Regions from separate parts of the Homo sapiens genome. Here region 2 is linked to region 1. A link is a loop called in an ENCODE intact Hi-C map of the cell type or tissue named here. Cell type or tissue: endothelial cell of umbilical vein. All regions are shown on one strand. Links, peaks and the distances in the headings refer to the core of each region. The heading gives the core; the rest is flanking DNA. Region 1 holds the start of OR4S1 (olfactory receptor family 4 subfamily S member 1). Region 2 overlaps PTPRJ (protein tyrosine phosphatase receptor type J).

Region 1 (8,345 bases), core at 51-8,050:
GCCCAGACTGACACAAGCATATAATGGGATGGACTGAGTGGGTGGGATGGATTGGTTTTGGCACCAGTGGGATGTGGCTTTATAGTCTTTGTGTGGCCCTGTTAGCTGACGTCAATGTTGACCCAGATTTGAGGGATCCTCAGTGGCCAAATTCTTGGATGTTTGCAGTGACAGCAAGGGTTTTCAGGCTCGTTGCTGGTAGTGGCTGCTAAGGTCTTCCTTATTTAATTTTCTCCCACTGGGGAAGTTGTGGCTTAGGGAACCATTTGACATGGTTCTGGTATGTGTGCTTCCTCTTGATGTTGGTGGCACAGGTGTATTTTGGGTGGCACCTATTGTGCAGCCATGTAACTGAGGCTTGGGTCATGGGCACACCTGAAGGAACTATGGTTCTGGGATCTGGAATGATAATGACACTGGTGCTTAGGGTGAAGACACTCCTGCCACCACATAGGTAACAGTGCTAGAGGTGTGAATGCTTTGAAGCAGCCAGGGAGCCAAGAATGGGAGCATAGATATATGTAGAGTTACAATGGCTCTGGAGTTGGGGTAGGGACTAACTTTCTGTGGAGGGTGAACTGGTGCCCAAAGTGTGGGCATGCCCAGAGAGACCTTGACTCCAGGGCCCAGAGCTTGCTCTAGTGATGGCCCAGTGTCTGATACATGGGTGGGTGCAGTGCAGTCCCAGACCCTGGGTCTGAGTGTGAGCTCTCAAGGGGCAGCTGCAGTTTGGGGTTTGCATGGTGTTGGGGAGGTGGCAGCTCCTTTTCCAAAGTAGCTCAATAGCATCTGCTTCTTGCAGGTGGAGGCAGTACAGTTGTGTCTCCCTCTCTAGGGTTTCCTGGTGGGAATGGCTCTTGGTTATCTCAGTGGCATAAATGCTAGCGTTCTCTGCAAAGCAGGGATCTTGATGACTACCACCACATGGCTGATACTAATTGCCTCAACCTTTCCTGTTTGTTCCTAACCATCTCCTGGCATCTCAAGTATGCAGATATCACTAGAAATCCTTCGTGTGCGGCTATTCTCCATGTTTTTGCTCCTCTGTATTGCTGCAGATTCTTTAATGGGCCCTTGAACCCTCGCAGACCTATTTTGGTTTGTGGATAGCTGTCTCTCTCTCGCTCTAGAGATATATATATAAGATATACATATTTATATATTATATATTTAAGATATATATATTTATATATTATAGATTTATATATATTATTATATATAATATAAATTATATATTATATATATAATATATATTATAATATATATTATATATTATATATATATAATATATATTATTATATATAATATATAATTTATATATATATATAATAATATATTATATATATTATATATGTATTTTTTGTGATGGGGATGAAGGCTAGTATCTTTCTTACTCCATAATCTTGGTGGTATCTCAGAAAACTTTCTTATGTCTCATAATTTATGTCTTTGCAGAGCCAGCCAGCCACTTTGTCGGTCATCAGGGCAGATAATCCATGGGTGCCAAGAACAATGTGACTGAGTTTGTTTTATTTGGCCTTTTTGAGAGCAGAGAGATGCAGCATACATGCTTTGTGGTATTCTTCCTCTTTCATGTGCTCACTGTCCTGGGGAACCTTCTGGTCATCATCACCATCAATGCTAGAAAGACCCTGAAGTCTCCCATGTATTTCTTCCTGAGCCAGTTGTCTTTTGCTGACATATGTTATCCATCCACTACCATACCCAAGATGATTGCTGACACTTTTGTGGAGCATAAGATCATCTCCTTCAATGGCTGCATGACCCAGCTCTTTTCTGCCCACTTCTTTGGTGGCACTGAGATCTTCCTCCTTACAGCCATGGCCTATGACCGCTATGTGGCCATCTGTAGGCCCCTGCACTACACAGCCATCATGGATTGCCGGAAGTGTGGCCTGCTAGCGGGGGCCTCCTGGTTAGCTGGCTTCCTGCATTCCATCCTGCAGACCCTCCTCACGGTTCAGCTGCCTTTTTGTGGGCCCAATGAGATAGACAACTTCTTCTGTGATGTTCATCCCCTGCTCAAGTTGGCCTGTGCAGACACCTACATGGTAGGTCTCATCGTGGTGGCCAACAGCGGTATGATTTCTTTAGCATCCTTTTTTATCCTTATCATTTCCTATGTTATCATCTTACTGAACCTAAGAAGCCAGTCATCTGAGGACCGGCGTAAGGCTGTCTCCACATGTGGCTCACACGTAATCACTGTCCTTTTGGTTCTCATGCCCCCCATGTTCATGTACATTCGTCCCTCCACCACCCTGGCTGCTGACAAACTTATCATCCTCTTTAACATTGTGATGCCACCTTTGCTGAACCCTTTGATCTATACACTAAGGAACAACGATGTGAAAAATGCCATGAGGAAGCTGTTTAGGGTCAAGAGGAGCTTAGGGGAGAAGTGACATTCCAGAGAATCTCAATCCAGCTAGGAAATTGGGAGACTTTCCATCTTGTAGCATCTAACACAGCCTTTTTATTTCCAGTCTGATGTTTGCAATGGCAATTATCCTCCTAGCTCTTGTTGTTATAATAATTCCACATATTCTTTCAATCCTTTATTCATTAAATATTTATTGGATGTTTACAGTGAGTGAGAATACAAATAAAAGTAAGATATAATCTTTCCCTCAAGGAGAGTACAGTCCAGGATGCTTTTAGTGCGATATTTAAGAGCTCATTCAGGAAACGTGTGAGGGCCTGTGAATGAGGGAGTGTCTTGGAAGTCCAGATATCTCATTGATAAATGAATAAAATCACTACATAATTCCTTTGTGTTGGCTAACACAGTGCTCAATGGAATTCATTCTTTTCTTTTAAGAGTAAAGAGCCACTTTACTCTTACCCTTTCATGCTCTCAGCAGGCAGATAAATAAATAAATAAGTAAATAAATAATGTGGAGAGGTCAAGGGATTTACTAAAAGTTACACTTTAACTCCAGAGCAGGGTGAGGACTAGAACACAGGTCCCTAAGTCAGCTTTCAGAGCTTTTCCTCAGGACCTCTTGATAAAGTGTGACTAAATGGACACCAAGCAGGAATGACCAAGAACTTTTGAAAGACCAGGAATGATGGTGATGATGACTTGGGATGATGAAGAGAACAACCAGGAAGAACAAGTTGTCAGCACTTCTTTCAGTGGTGCTGATTCCTCTCTCCAGCAGAACAGCTGACTGCTGCCCTCTTTAACCCCTGTTGCTTTGCTCCATTTTGCCGCTAGAGGGAGCCAAGTTTGTACAGAATGCAATTAAACGAGCCGGATTAGGTATCTCTTAAACATTCGTGGGTCATGTAACCTCATTGGGCCTCAATTTCCACATTTACAGAAGGAGATATTGACAATACCAGCTTCAGAAGGCTGTGAGAGGACCTATAAGACTTTGTAAAGACCTAAATCAAAGTCTGTTGTTCAATGGTGGCTGCTAGCTGTTTTAACATAATATCTTCGATTCCCCTTTCTCTTCCTATTCACCCCTCTATCCTTTCCCTCAAAGCCCTTGTAACCAAACTATCTGATTATTTCATTTACTCCAAAAATGTTTATTGAACACTTAGCATTTGCTGGGTGATATTCCTGGGGCTAGAAGTACAGCACAAAAGAAAGCAGGCAAAACTCTTTGTTCTCATGGAGTTTATATTTCAGTGTGTGGTAAAAGCTGACCCTTACTGAATTCTTCCAATCTGCAGACACTCTTCTAAATATTTTAATTGTATTAACTTTTTTGATCCTTTCAACAACTTCATGAATGAGATATAATCATCAGGAATGTGATGAGAGTTGGGTGAGAGTGGTGGTAGTAAAGAAGACTCATTAGTACCATCTGATGCTGAACAAACACAAATGCAAACGTTGATCTTGATTATGAAAAAATAGTAGCAATAAAATAGCAGTTGACACCTTGAAAGCATAATATTCTCAGAAGTTTTCATACACCAGCTTAATCTGTGTTGGATAAATAATCCCCTTATAAAACTCCTTGGAACAATGTGGGAGCATGCATGAATGGTTATTCAGGTTTAAAGGTAAGTGGCCGGGCGCAGTGGCTCACGCCTGTAATCCCAGCACTTTGGGAAGCCAAGGCGGGCGGATCACGAGGTCAGGAGACTGAGGCCATCCTGGCTAACACGGTGAAACCCCGTCTCTACTAAAAATACCAAAAATTAGCCGGGCGTGATGGCGGGCGCCTGTAGTCCCAGCTACTCGGGAGGCTGAGGCAGGAGAATGGCGTGAACCCGGGAGGTGGAGCTTGCAGTGAGCCAAGATCGCGCCACTGCACTCTAGCCTGGGCGACAGAGTGAGACTCCATCTCAAAAAAAAAGAAAAAAAGATAAGTGGAGATACAGACAGGCTAAACTATGTACATAGGCCACACACAGACTTCTGATTGCTAGTTTAGTGCTCTTTCACTACTGCTTTCATACAGTATTTTAAAGTAGAGTGATAGTGGTATGTATGTCTTACATATATATTCAGGCATGCATGTATGTATATATATATATTCATGAAGATGAAGACAGGTATATAAGGCGCAATCTCAGCTCACTGCAACCTCCACCTCCCAGGCTCAAGTAATTCTCATGCCTCAGCCTCCCTAGTAGCTGGGACTGCAGCACATGCCACGAACGTCCTGCTAATTTTTGTATTTTTAGTAGAGACGGGGTTTCACCATGTTGGCCAGGCTGTTTCTGAACTCCTGACCTCAAGTGATCTGCCTGCCTCGGCCTCCCAAAATGGTGGTATTACAGGCGTGAACCACCATGCCTGGCCTCTACTCTTTTCTTTGAGGAAATTGAAGCACTTACATCATGGATTTGTCAGATCAGAGGTGACTGGAAAGCAATCACTCAGGAATCCCACTCTTTGCCTAGACTTCTATTTACAGAAGATTGACCAACTCAGGAGCCATTTTAAGGTGTGAAATCATAGGTGTGCTTGATATGGCAGATGTTTCTTTCTGCTTCATGCTGGGTTGAGGGAAGAGGGGGAAATTGGGTTGGAGGAAGTAGATCATGTACTTCAGGGGAAAAAAGTCATCTGAGTTTCAGCTACAAGTGAGAAGACTGGATAAGTACTACAGGAGGAGCTGCATAAGGTATGAGAACTTGGCATTAAGAGAAGAGACTGCTGTATGATACAGTGGAAATTACACTAGATGGAAAGTCAGGAAACAGGGTTCCAGTTGCAGAGCCATCCCCACCTCCATCCAAGTTCTCAGGGCTCCCATTTCCTGATGTATACAATTAAGGAGATTGGTTCGAATCTCTAAGGACCTTCAGCTCAGATATCCTATGATTCCATTTTGTTCAGGAATATAGACTACATGAAATCTGGGTCAATCTTATTTTTTTCTCATTTTATTCACATATTTCCTTAGAATTATTTTTAGGTGATTTTATAAAAAGAAAATATTGCATACAGTTCCCATAGATTTATGGACTTGACATAATTATCACAAGAGGGAAAAATATCAAATTAAGAAGATTTAATTGTGTTTTTCACTACTCTTCCTCTCTAAGAGACAACTCCATTTTAATGTTCCTACTACAGGTATTCTGAAAGTTACTAGTAGATGAAGCTCATTGACTGGTCACTCAGCTACTCTGTCAGTACATTTACCCTTCAGTACTGAGTTTTCCGGGAGGACTTCTTAGTTATAAATACAAACAAGATGTAATTGTTATTATAAATTTACTTATTCTGCTGTGGTTGGAGAGAGAGCAGAGAAAGAATGTGGTGGTAGGTATGGTATTGGGAAGGGACTATGAACTTCTCCTTCTTGGAAGGTGAAAGTGTCCACAGTGAAGGCAGAAAAGGAAGGTAGGCTAGAGGTGAGAAGGCGCCCCATGGCTGATTTCTTTCGTAAAAGATTGGAAAATATTATTACTTAAACATATTTGATACAAATAATGTATGTATTATTTAATATATGTAATATGTAATACATAATAAAATTATATATTAATGTTATAAAGCATAATTAATAATCATCTATGAACTTGTTATCAACTTAAGAACAATCCTAATAGCTTGTGTCATATGTGTCTTCTCTATTCTATTTCTTTGCCTTCACAGTGATAACCAATATTCTCGTTTGGTTGATGACTTCCTTACTTTATGAAAATAGATTTAACATATGTGTATATACACCTAACCAATATGTTGTTTAATTTTTCTTATTTTTAATTTTATAAAAATAGTGTTACACATTTGTAGTCTTCTGACTTGCTTTTTTCGCTTAACATAGTATTTCAAAAATTCATCCTTGTTGTTGAATGTAATTGTATTTCATCGTTTTTACTATTGCACAAGATGTCATTGGGTGAATATGCCATAATTATTTTACTATTCTTTTTAAAATATACCTTGGTTGTTTCCATATTTCTCAGCTATCTGAGTGCTGTTATGAACATTCTTGTATGTGTGGAAAAGTTTTCCTGGGGCATATACCTAGGGATTGAATTGCTATGTTGAAGGGTATGCAAATGTTTCAACTTTACCGAAAAAATGTCAATTTGCTTTTGAAAGTGGTCGTACCAATATTCACTCCCTACAGCAATGTATAAGAGATTCTGATGATGTACATTCTTGCCAACACATGGCATGGTCAAAACACTTTAACAGTTTTGCCAATCTTGAGGGTACTCATAGTATACCCTATGTCTTAGTCCCCTTTGGTTGCTATAAGAAAAATGTTATACACTGGGTGGCTCAAACAACAAACAGTTACTTCTCACAGTTCTAGAGACTCCAAATTAAGTCCCAGATTCAAGCACTGGCAGCTTTGATATCTGGTGAGCTGGGGACCTGCTTCCTGGTTTATAGATGGCCGTCTTCTTTCTGTGTCCTCACATGGTGGTAGGGGTGAGGGTGCTCTCTACAGTCTTTTTTAAAGGAGGATTAATCCCATTTATGACAGCTCCATAAAAAGAAAGATATTTTTTAAACAAGCACAAAAAGCACTAACAATGGAAAATTTAAAACTAACTACATTGAAAATAAAAGTGTTTAGCACAGAATAAAATGAAAAGATAAGCCACAAGTTAATCTTATAACTGATACGTAACTGACAAAGGATTAGTCCAAATATACACAAAACTCTTAGAAATCTATTTTTTAATTCAAATAAATCAATAGAATAATAGGCAAAAGATATGATAGGCAATTTACAGAAAAGGAAGCACATATGAGAAGATGCATATGAGTTATCTCATAAAATACAAGTAATGGGATACCTTTGATTTGGTTAGGTGTTACTAGGCAAAAAGTCTTTTGAAAATCTAAAGGCATAGATTTCTGTGGAAGTAACTTATTAAAGAAATGTTCTTAGGATAAACTGGAAAGGGGATACTGGAAGCAAGACAGAGTAGTGGAGAAATCTAAACAAGGATGCAGTTTCAAGTAATTTTCAGCACAGGATCACTTTAGCCTTATCTTGCAGGGAAATGCTGGAGTGTAAATGATGCCAAGAGTTGTTTTGATTTGAGTTAAGGATGTAGCTTTCATATGCCCACACCATTCAGACGTTATTTAAGGGCTTCTCTGGGGCTGGAGTGGGGCGAAAGTCCCAGGTACTTTTGTTTGTCCATTAATATGGGGAAAATGGACTCCAGTGGCCCAAAGGCAGCAGGTGGTAGCTGTTGAAAATTGTTATGGTTTGAATATCCCCATCTACAACTCATATTGAAATTTAATTGCTATTGCAACAGTACTAAAATGTGGGGCCTGTAAGAGGTGATTGGGGGATTAGGTCTATTTAAGAATGGATTAATGTCCTTATCCCAGGAGTGGGTTAGTTATTCCAGGAGTGGGCTACTGATAAGAAAGATGAATTTGGCCAAATTTCCTCTCTCCGTCTTGCATCCTTCCTCACCATGTAATGCATTCTGTCACGTCTTCATGTCTGACATGTCTGAAGACATGTCATCATGTCTTCAGATGCTGGCACTATGCTTTTGGACTTCTCAGCCTCCAGAACTATGAGTCAAAAAAACTTCTATTGCTTATAAATTACATGGTCTGCAATGGAGAAAAATAGAGAACCCAGAAATAAGACTGCACTGCTGCAACCATCTGATCTTTGACAAACCTGACAAAAACAAGCATTGGGAAAGGATTCCCTATTTAATAAGTGGTGCTGGGAGAACTGGCTAGCCATATGCAGAAAATTGAAACTGGACCCTTCCCTTACACCACATACAAAAATTAACTCAAGGTGGATTAGAGTCTTAAATATAAAACTCCAAACTATAAAAACTCTAGAAGAAAATCTAGGCAATACCATTCAGGACATAGGCATGGGCAAAGACTTTATGATGAAAACACA
Region 2 (8,345 bases), core at 141-8,140, 190 kb before region 1:
CAAATATCAAGGTCATCCTTTACATGTAGCTTCTCACCAATATATTACAAATATTCTTCCCTGTTAGTATATACATTTCTACAGGACAGTTTTAATACCTGCCTGGCATTCTATTTTCTAAATCAGGGTTGGCAGATAATAATGGTCCTTGGGCCAAATATAGATCACTTTCTGTTTTTGTAAGTAAAGTTTTATTGAGTCTGCCTATGGCTGCTTTCATGCTAGAATTGAGTAGTGGCAATGGAGAATTTGTGGCTTGTAAAGCCTGAAATATTTATTCTGTGGCCCTTACAGAAAAACATTGCTGATACCTGGGTTAGATAATTGATTCTAAAACTGTGGTTCAGAGATCTCTAGGGGTCTCCTAGATTCTTTCAAGGTATTTCTGGGTATTGTTTTCATAATACTACTAACATGTTATTTGGCTTCTTTACTCTCATTTTATCATGAGTGTACAGTGGAGTCTTGCAGATTCTATATGATTTGGGATGACACTGTCACTCTTACAGCTAATGGAATGTATGCTTTCATATTGTTTAAAAAACTTTATCTTTTTTATTTCTAATACAGTATGGTAAATATTAATCAATATAACCCATATAAACAAAAATTCTCCGGGAGCCTTAATAATTTTTAAGAAGTTAAAAGGGCCCTGAGACCACAGTGTTTAAGAATTACTTGTCTAAAAGCATTGTAAATTATTTAACTGCTCCCCTGTTGTTGGGAAGGTAGATTATTTATTTATAATTTTTCATAAAAAACATTGTGATACAATAGTTTTGTTAGTTCTAGAAGTATTGATAAAATCACATACACAGTTAAAATAAGTCATTGAATTATTTCTAGGGTAATATGAGAAACTTTTAGAAATTCCTAAGGGGCTGGGCACAGTGGCTCATGCCTGTAATCACAGCACTTTGGGAGGCTAAGGTGGGTGATCACCTGAGGTCAGGAGTTCAAGGCCAGCCTGGCCAACATGGCAAAACCCCGTCTCTGTTAAAAATACAAAAATTAGCCGGGTGTGGTCATGCATGCCTGTAATCCCAGCTACTCGGGAGGCTGAGGCAGGAGAATTGCTTGAACCCAGGAGGCAGAGGTTGCAGTGAGTGGAGATGGTGCCACTGCACTCCCGACAGAGTGAGACTCTGTCTCAAAAAAAAAAAAAAAAAAAAAAAAAAAAAGAAAAATTCCTAGCAAGCTTATGTTAATTATTGTTACAAAAATTTGGGCTTAGAGGTTGGGACCATACCAGATGGTCTTCCCAGAAATCACTGGACAGGCTTACTGTTGAAGGGCATTTCCAGAGGAAGCCAATCTACAATGATTGGAATAAGAACCTACTTCTTCAAATATACAGACATCAACACAGAGTCACAAGGATCAAGAATAATCAGGGAAACGTGATATTACCAGAGAAACAAAATAAAGTGCAAGTGGTTGACCATAAAGAGATGGGAGATGTATGAACTGTCTGACAGAGAATTCAAAATACATGTTTTAAGGAAGCCTAGCAAACTTTAAGAAAATACAGATAAAGAATTCAAAGAAATGAGGAAAACAATAAGTGACTAGATTGAGATATTTAACAGAGAAGCAAACAGAAATTCTGAAGCTAAAAAATACTTTGAACAAAATGAAAAATGTAATAGAGAGCACCAAGAGTAGAACTGATCAAGTAGAAGAAATAATCCTTGAACTTGAAGACAGATTATTTGAAAATATACAGAGGAGGAAAAATAAAAAAGTGGATAAAAAGGAATGAAGAATGCCTATAGGATTTATGCAACAGCATCAAAAGACGTGGTATTTGAATTGGAGTTCATCTAGGGGAAGAGAAAGATAAAGAGGTAGAAAGCTTATTTAAAGAAATAGTAGCAGAAAACTCTCCAAACCTGGAGAAAGATATAAATATCCAGGTACAGGAAGGACAAATGACTCCAATCAGAGTCAATTCAAACAAGACTACTCCAGAACATAATCACACTGTCAAACATCACAGACAATGGGGATTTGGAAAGCAAAAAGAGAAAAGAAGCAAATAACATGTAAGGGAGCTCCACTTCAGCTAGCAGCAGACTTCTCAGCAGAAACTTACAGGCCAGGAGAGAGTGGGATGATATATTCACCATGCTGAGGGAAAACAACCTGCCAACCAAGATTGCTATACCCAGCAGAACTGGCCATCAAAAATGAAGGCAAGATAAAAGACTTTACCAGAGAAACAAAAGCTGAGGGAGTTCATCACCACTAGACATGTCTTATAAGAAATGCTAAAGAGAGTTTTTAAGCTGAAAGAAAAGGACACTAGTGATTAATTGAAAACATATGAAAGGATAAGACTAGTAAAATAAATACACAGTCAAATTCAGAATACATGAATACTGTAATGGTCATACATATCTTTAATATGAAAGTTAAAAGATAATACTTAAAAAATAATAACTACAATAACTTGCAGGGGGGATATGCAATATAAAAAGATGTAAATGGTGACATAAACAATTCATAATATGAGTGGGGAATGGACTAGAAGTGTAGAGGTCAATTTGTGTGTGTGATCAAAGTTGTCATCAGCATAAAATAACCTGTTATAACTATAAGATTCTTTTTATAAGCCTCATGGTAACCACAAAGAAGAACCTTTAGTAGATACACAAAAAATAAAAAGCAAGGAATCAAAACATACTACTAGAGAATATCACTTAACCTCAAAGGAAGATAGTAAGAGAGGACGGAAGGAACAAAGAGTCTATAAAACAACCAAATGGCAGTAGTAAGTTCTTACCTATCAATAATAACCTTGAAAGTAAAGGGTTTAAATTCTCCAATCAAAAGACATAGAGTGCGTGAATGGGTTAAAAAAAAAAACCGATCTCAATAGTATGCTGTCTACAAGAGACTCACCTCACCTGCAAGGACATGCCTAGACTGAAAGTGAAGGGATGGAAAAAGATACTCCATGCTAATGGAAATCTAAAGAGTGGCAGGAGTAGCTATACTTATGTCAGATAAAATAGACTTTAAGTTCAAAACTTTTAATGGAGACAACAAACATCATTTTATAATGATAAAGGGATCAATTCATCAAGAGGTCTTAACAATTATAAATATATATGCACCCAGCATTGGAATGCCTAAATATATAAAGCAAATATTAATGGATCTGAATGGACAGATTGACTGCAATGCATTCATAGTAGAGGACTTCCACCACCTTACTTCCAGCAATGGACAATGATCCAGACAGGAAATCAATAAGGAAGCATCAGACTTAAACTACAGTTTAGACCAAATGGATGTATCAGACATATACAGAACATTCCATCCAACAGCTGTAGAATACACACTTTTCAACTGCACCTGGAACATTCTCCAGGTAGATCATATGTTAGACCACAAAACAAGTGTTAACAGATTTAAGAAGTGTGAAATCATATCAAGTATCTTTTCTGATGATGGCATCAAACTAGAAATAAATAACAGGAGGAACTTAAGAAAATTCACAGATATATGGAAATTAAACAACATGCTCCTGAATAACTAATGGGTTGATGATGAAATTAAAAGGGAAACTAAAAAATATCTTGAGACAAACATCACTTCTTAAGCAATTTTGTTAACATATTTCTTTTTCTTCTTTAAAATGGTGCCATAACCTCCTTCATGAAATTGCTGTGAGACATAAATTAGAAAATGCTTGTACAGCCCCTGGTATAGGATCTGTCCCCAGGTCACTTACAGCAGGTCCCCAGCAGGGGTCATGCTGATCTTGCCATCTCCCACAGTAACTATTGTTAATTGTTTTGTCACAAATGCCCCTGAACAATCAATGGGTCAGTGAAGAAATTAAAAGGGACATTTAAAAATTTCTTGAAGCAAATGAAAATGGAAACACAATATACTAAAGCCTATGGGATACACCAAAAGCAGCCCTTCCAAGAAAGTTGACAGCAATAAACTCCTACATCAAAAAAGAAAGCTCCCTGGGCACAGTGGCTCGTGCCTGTAATCCCAGAACTTTGGGAGGCCGAGATGGGCGGATCACTTGAGGTCAGGAGTTCGAGACCAGCCTGGCCAACATGGTGAAACCCCGTCTCTACTAAAAATACAAAAATTAGCTGGGTGTAGTGACACACACCTGTAATCCCAGCTACTAGGAAGGCTGAGGCAGGAGAATTGCTTGAACCCAGAGGGCAGAGATTGCAGTGAGCCGAGATCGCACCACTGCACTCCAGCCTGGGCAACAGAGCAAGATTCTGTCTCAAAAAAAAAAAAAAAAAAAAAAAAAAAAAAAAAAAGCAAGCTCATACCTCCAGCCTGGGTTTTGAGAGCCTGTCTGAAAAAAACAAAACAAAACCCTCAAGTAAATAACCTAATGTAGCACGTTAAGGAACTAGAAAAATAAGAACAAACTAATCTTCAAATTAGTAAAAGGAACAAAATAATAAAGGTCAAAGCTGAAATAAATGAAATAGGCACTAGAAAAACAATAGAAAAGATCAATAAACTAAGTTGTTTTTTTGAAAACAAAGAACATTGACAAAGCTTTAGCTAGACTAAGAAAAAAGAGACGCTACTCAAATAAGAAAATCAGAAATGAGACATTATAAACTGATACCACAGAAATACAAAGGAACAATTATGAACAATTATATGCCAACAAATTGGATAACCTAGAAGAAATGGATAAATTCCTTGCCATATACCATTTACTATGATTGAATTATGAAGAAATAGAAAATCTGAATAATCCAATAATGAGTTAGGAGATTGAATCAGTAATAGACCATCTCCCATTTCTATTTATTACTGTTGTTATTCTAAGAGACAGTGACTCCCTCTGTCACCCAGGCTGGAGTACAGTGGTGTGATCATAGATCACTGTAAGTTGAACTCCTGGGCTGAAATGATCCTTCTGCCTTAGCCTCTCAAGTAGCTGTGGCTATTGGTGTGCACCACTACATCCAGCTAACTTTTAAAATTTTTTTGTAGAGATGGGGTCTCACTGTGTTGCCCAGGCTGCTCTTGAACTCCCAGCCTCAAGTGACCCCCACCACCTTGGCCTCCCGAAGTGCTGAGATTACAGGTGTGAGCCACCCAGTCCTCTGCCAAACCTTTAAAGAAGATCTAATGACAGTTCTTCTCAATTGCTTCCAAAAATTGAGGAGGAGAGAATACTTCCAAACTCATTTAACAAGAGCAGTATTACCTTGATACGAAAACCAGACAAGGATACAACCCAAAACACTATAGGCCAAGATGCAAAAATCTTTAACCAAATACTAGCAAACCTAATTTAACAGCATATTAAAGAGATCATTCACCATGATCAACTGGGATTCTTCCTAGAAATACAAAAAGGGTTCAACCTGTGCAAAACAATAAATGTGCTACACCATATTAACAGAATGGAGGACAGAAACCATACAATCATTTCAGTAGATGCAGAAAAAACATTTGACCAAAAAATATTGTTAACTGTGCTTTCTTTTCTGAACTTAAGAACTTGCTTTTCCAAAACCTTCCCAGAATCCCTGTATGAATCAACAAAATTTAGTTCTTAACACATTTCTCCTTCTTTAAAATGGTGACATTAGCTGGGCATGATGGTGTGTGCCTTTAATCCCAGCTACTTGGGAGGCTGAGGCAGGAGAATCGCCTGAACCCGGGAGGCAGAGGTTGCAGTGAGCCAAGATCACGCCACTACACTCCAGTCTGGGTGACGAGCAAGACTTCGTCTCAAAAAAAAAAAAAAAAAAAAAAGAAATAATGGTGCCATACCTTTCTCATGAAGTTGTTGTGAGGCATAAATGAGAACATACTTGTACAGCATCTGGGACATGGACGGCCTCTCAAAAGGAGTGCTGCTGTTCTTGCTACCTGCACCACTGTAACTGATGTTGTTTCATCATCCTCGTCACCATCATTGTTATTGATTGTAAATGGAAGCACAGTGGTCATCTTCCAAATATGCCACTCTGACTCTGTGAACTTGTCACTTTATAAAGAGGAAATTCAAGCTTGGAGGGGCCTTCTGGCATGACGTTTATTGAATTGTGGGGCACAAGATGCTTCCCTGCTTGTTCCATTTTCCTTTCTCTTGTTTATTCTCCTGCCTTATTTATTTATTTTTTCTTTTGAGACAGAGTCTTGCTCTGTTGCCCAGGCTGGAGTGCAGTGGTGTGATCTTGGTTCACTGCAAACTCTGCCTCCTGGGTTCAAGTGATTCTCCTGCCTCAGCTTCCCGAGTAGCTGGGATCACAGGTGGCTGCCACCATGCCCAATTAATTTTTGTATTTTTGGTAGAGACGGGGTTTCACCATGTTGGCCAGGCTGGTGTCGAACTCCTGACCTCAAGTGATCTGATCTGCCTGCCTCAGCCTCCCAAAGTGCTGGGATTACAGGCATGAGCCAGTGTGCCTGGCTTCCTGCAGTTTTTTTATTGATTGGATGAATGTTTGTATATCCCATGAGCCAGATGAGGCACACTGTCCATGCACATAGCAAGATGGTAACACTTACACCATCTTTACTCTTTTGGGATTAGTCCCAAGCTCCTTGAGAATGACTGCCGTATCACCTGGGTTTTACTCTTCGGTTTCTGGTTGTTACTCCTCAGTCTTCAGCTCAATTAGGATGCATCCATTTGGTAGTTTTACAGTTAGTAACCCTGATGGCTTCCACTGGTTTACGATCTTGTACATCTAAGATGATGAAACTAAGGTTCAGAGAGGTGAGATGACTTTGAGTAAAATTGCATGGTGAGCAACTAGCAGAATTGGACCCTGAAACCAGATTTCTAATGTCCAAATCTTGTCCCTTGTTTATCATATCATGGTGGTTCAATAATAATTCTTCGTGTTTAGTGTGGTGTACTAGAGCTATCAACAGAGAAACTTGAGACTGAGAGGTTTGAAGGGACTAATTCTAGGTCACACAGCTAATGGATGGAGCAGGTCTTTAATCCCAGATCTGGGTTCCAAGACCAGTCCTTTTCTCTTTACGCTGCTCTGTCCCTGCTATCTTTATGTCAGAAAACCACTGAGCTTCCTTCTAGATGTCAGGGTTTGGCAAAAAAGTTATCATGTGCTTCTGCGTCATGCAGCGTTTTCTGAGAATGGGGAGAGGGACTCATTTTGCATCTTTGATCTCTCTTTTTTATTTTGAGATGGAGTCTCGGTCTTGTCGCCCAGGCTGGAGTGCAGTGGCGCGATCTTGGCTCACTGCAACCTCCACCTCCCGGGTTCAAGTGATTCTACTGCCTCAGCCTCCCGAGTAGCTAGGATTACAGGTGACTGCCACCACACCCAGCTAATTTTTTTTTGTTTTTTTTGTTTTTTTAGTAGAGGTGGGGTTTCACCATGTTGGCCAGGGTGGTCTTGAACTCCTGACCTCAGGTGATCCACCCGCCTTGACCTCCTAAAGTTTGGTCTCTTTTTGTATCAGCTTCTATACAGACTTAACCCCATTTTTAAGTCACAGCCAGCATGGTCAACTTCTGTCAGTTTTGCTTCTGTTCCAAAGGCTTCTGTTTTACTAACATACACACATACATGTATGCATATGGATTTAAATAAATTCTGGTGCAGGGAAGTCTAGGAGGCAAAGAGAGATAAAACTCTGTGATTGGAAAGTCACTTCTGGAAACTAGACATATAGAGCAGACCTCACTCTTACATTTCTTTTTGAAGTGCAATAATTTTTTTTTTTTTTTTAACAATATAGGGCCCAGTCCTGTGTTTGACATTAAAGCTGTTTCCATCAGTCCAACCAATGTGATCTTAACTTGGAAAAGTAATGACACAGCTGCTTCTGAGTACAAGTATGTAGTAAAGCATAAGATGGAAAATGAGAAGACAATTACTGTTGTGCATCAACCATGGTGTAACATCACAGGCTTACGTCCAGCGACTTCATATGTATTCTCCATCACTCCAGGAATAGGCAATGAGACTTGGGGAGATCCCAGAGTCATAAAAGTCATCACAGGTAAGATGACTGGCTCCCAGGGATGATGACAAACCATTTCTTATTATGGTGTATTCTAGGGCCTTGTCCGTTCAAGTTGCCTGTTGGAAAGAGAATGGTTTTCATAAACTAGAAGAGGAGAAAAGGTGCTATGTTGTTTCAAGCCTGGGATTTCTGGTGGCCACATCATTCAGTATTAAGGCCCTATGTGTTTTGGGAAGTTCTAACTACTTCTGTTTGGTTTTTAAAATCTTTTGTTATTGTTGGTTAACACCTACCTTTCTGTTAAGACTCAGGAGTAGAGACTTCCTTAAAAACGCGTGTCTTCATGGTAATTACCAGCCTTTTAAGCTCCCAGGAAATTGATGCTGTGTTTA

Evidence for each region. Peaks named below come from ENCODE experiments on the same cell type or tissue, not always from the same donor. Only the 100,000 strongest peaks of a DNase experiment are listed, where the experiment ranks them.
Region 2: it touches region 1 in a loop (17-fold over the local background); 3 of 110 quality-filtered maps call a loop at or near these places.

The regions. Positions count from the first base shown.
Region 1 is chr11:48,304,727-48,313,071 of GRCh38, forward strand. It overlaps OR4S1 (olfactory receptor family 4 subfamily S member 1), which reads left to right and starts at 1,497. Exons shown (of 1, transcript NM_001004725.1): 1 at 1,497-2,426. The coding sequence starts at 1,497. The coding sequence ends at 2,426. In endothelial cell of umbilical vein, for the core only: a CTCF peak has its summit at 3,238 (motif pointing right); a DNase peak (open chromatin) is centred at 3,245.
Region 2 is chr11:48,113,278-48,121,622 of GRCh38, forward strand. PTPRJ (protein tyrosine phosphatase receptor type J) reads left to right here. Exons shown (of 25, transcript NM_002843.4): 4 at 7,726-7,989. Among named protein-coding and RNA genes, the nearest start is that of MIR3161, 21 kb to the left of the region's middle. In endothelial cell of umbilical vein, for the core only: a CTCF peak has its summit at 3,758; no DNase peak of the experiment used is centred there.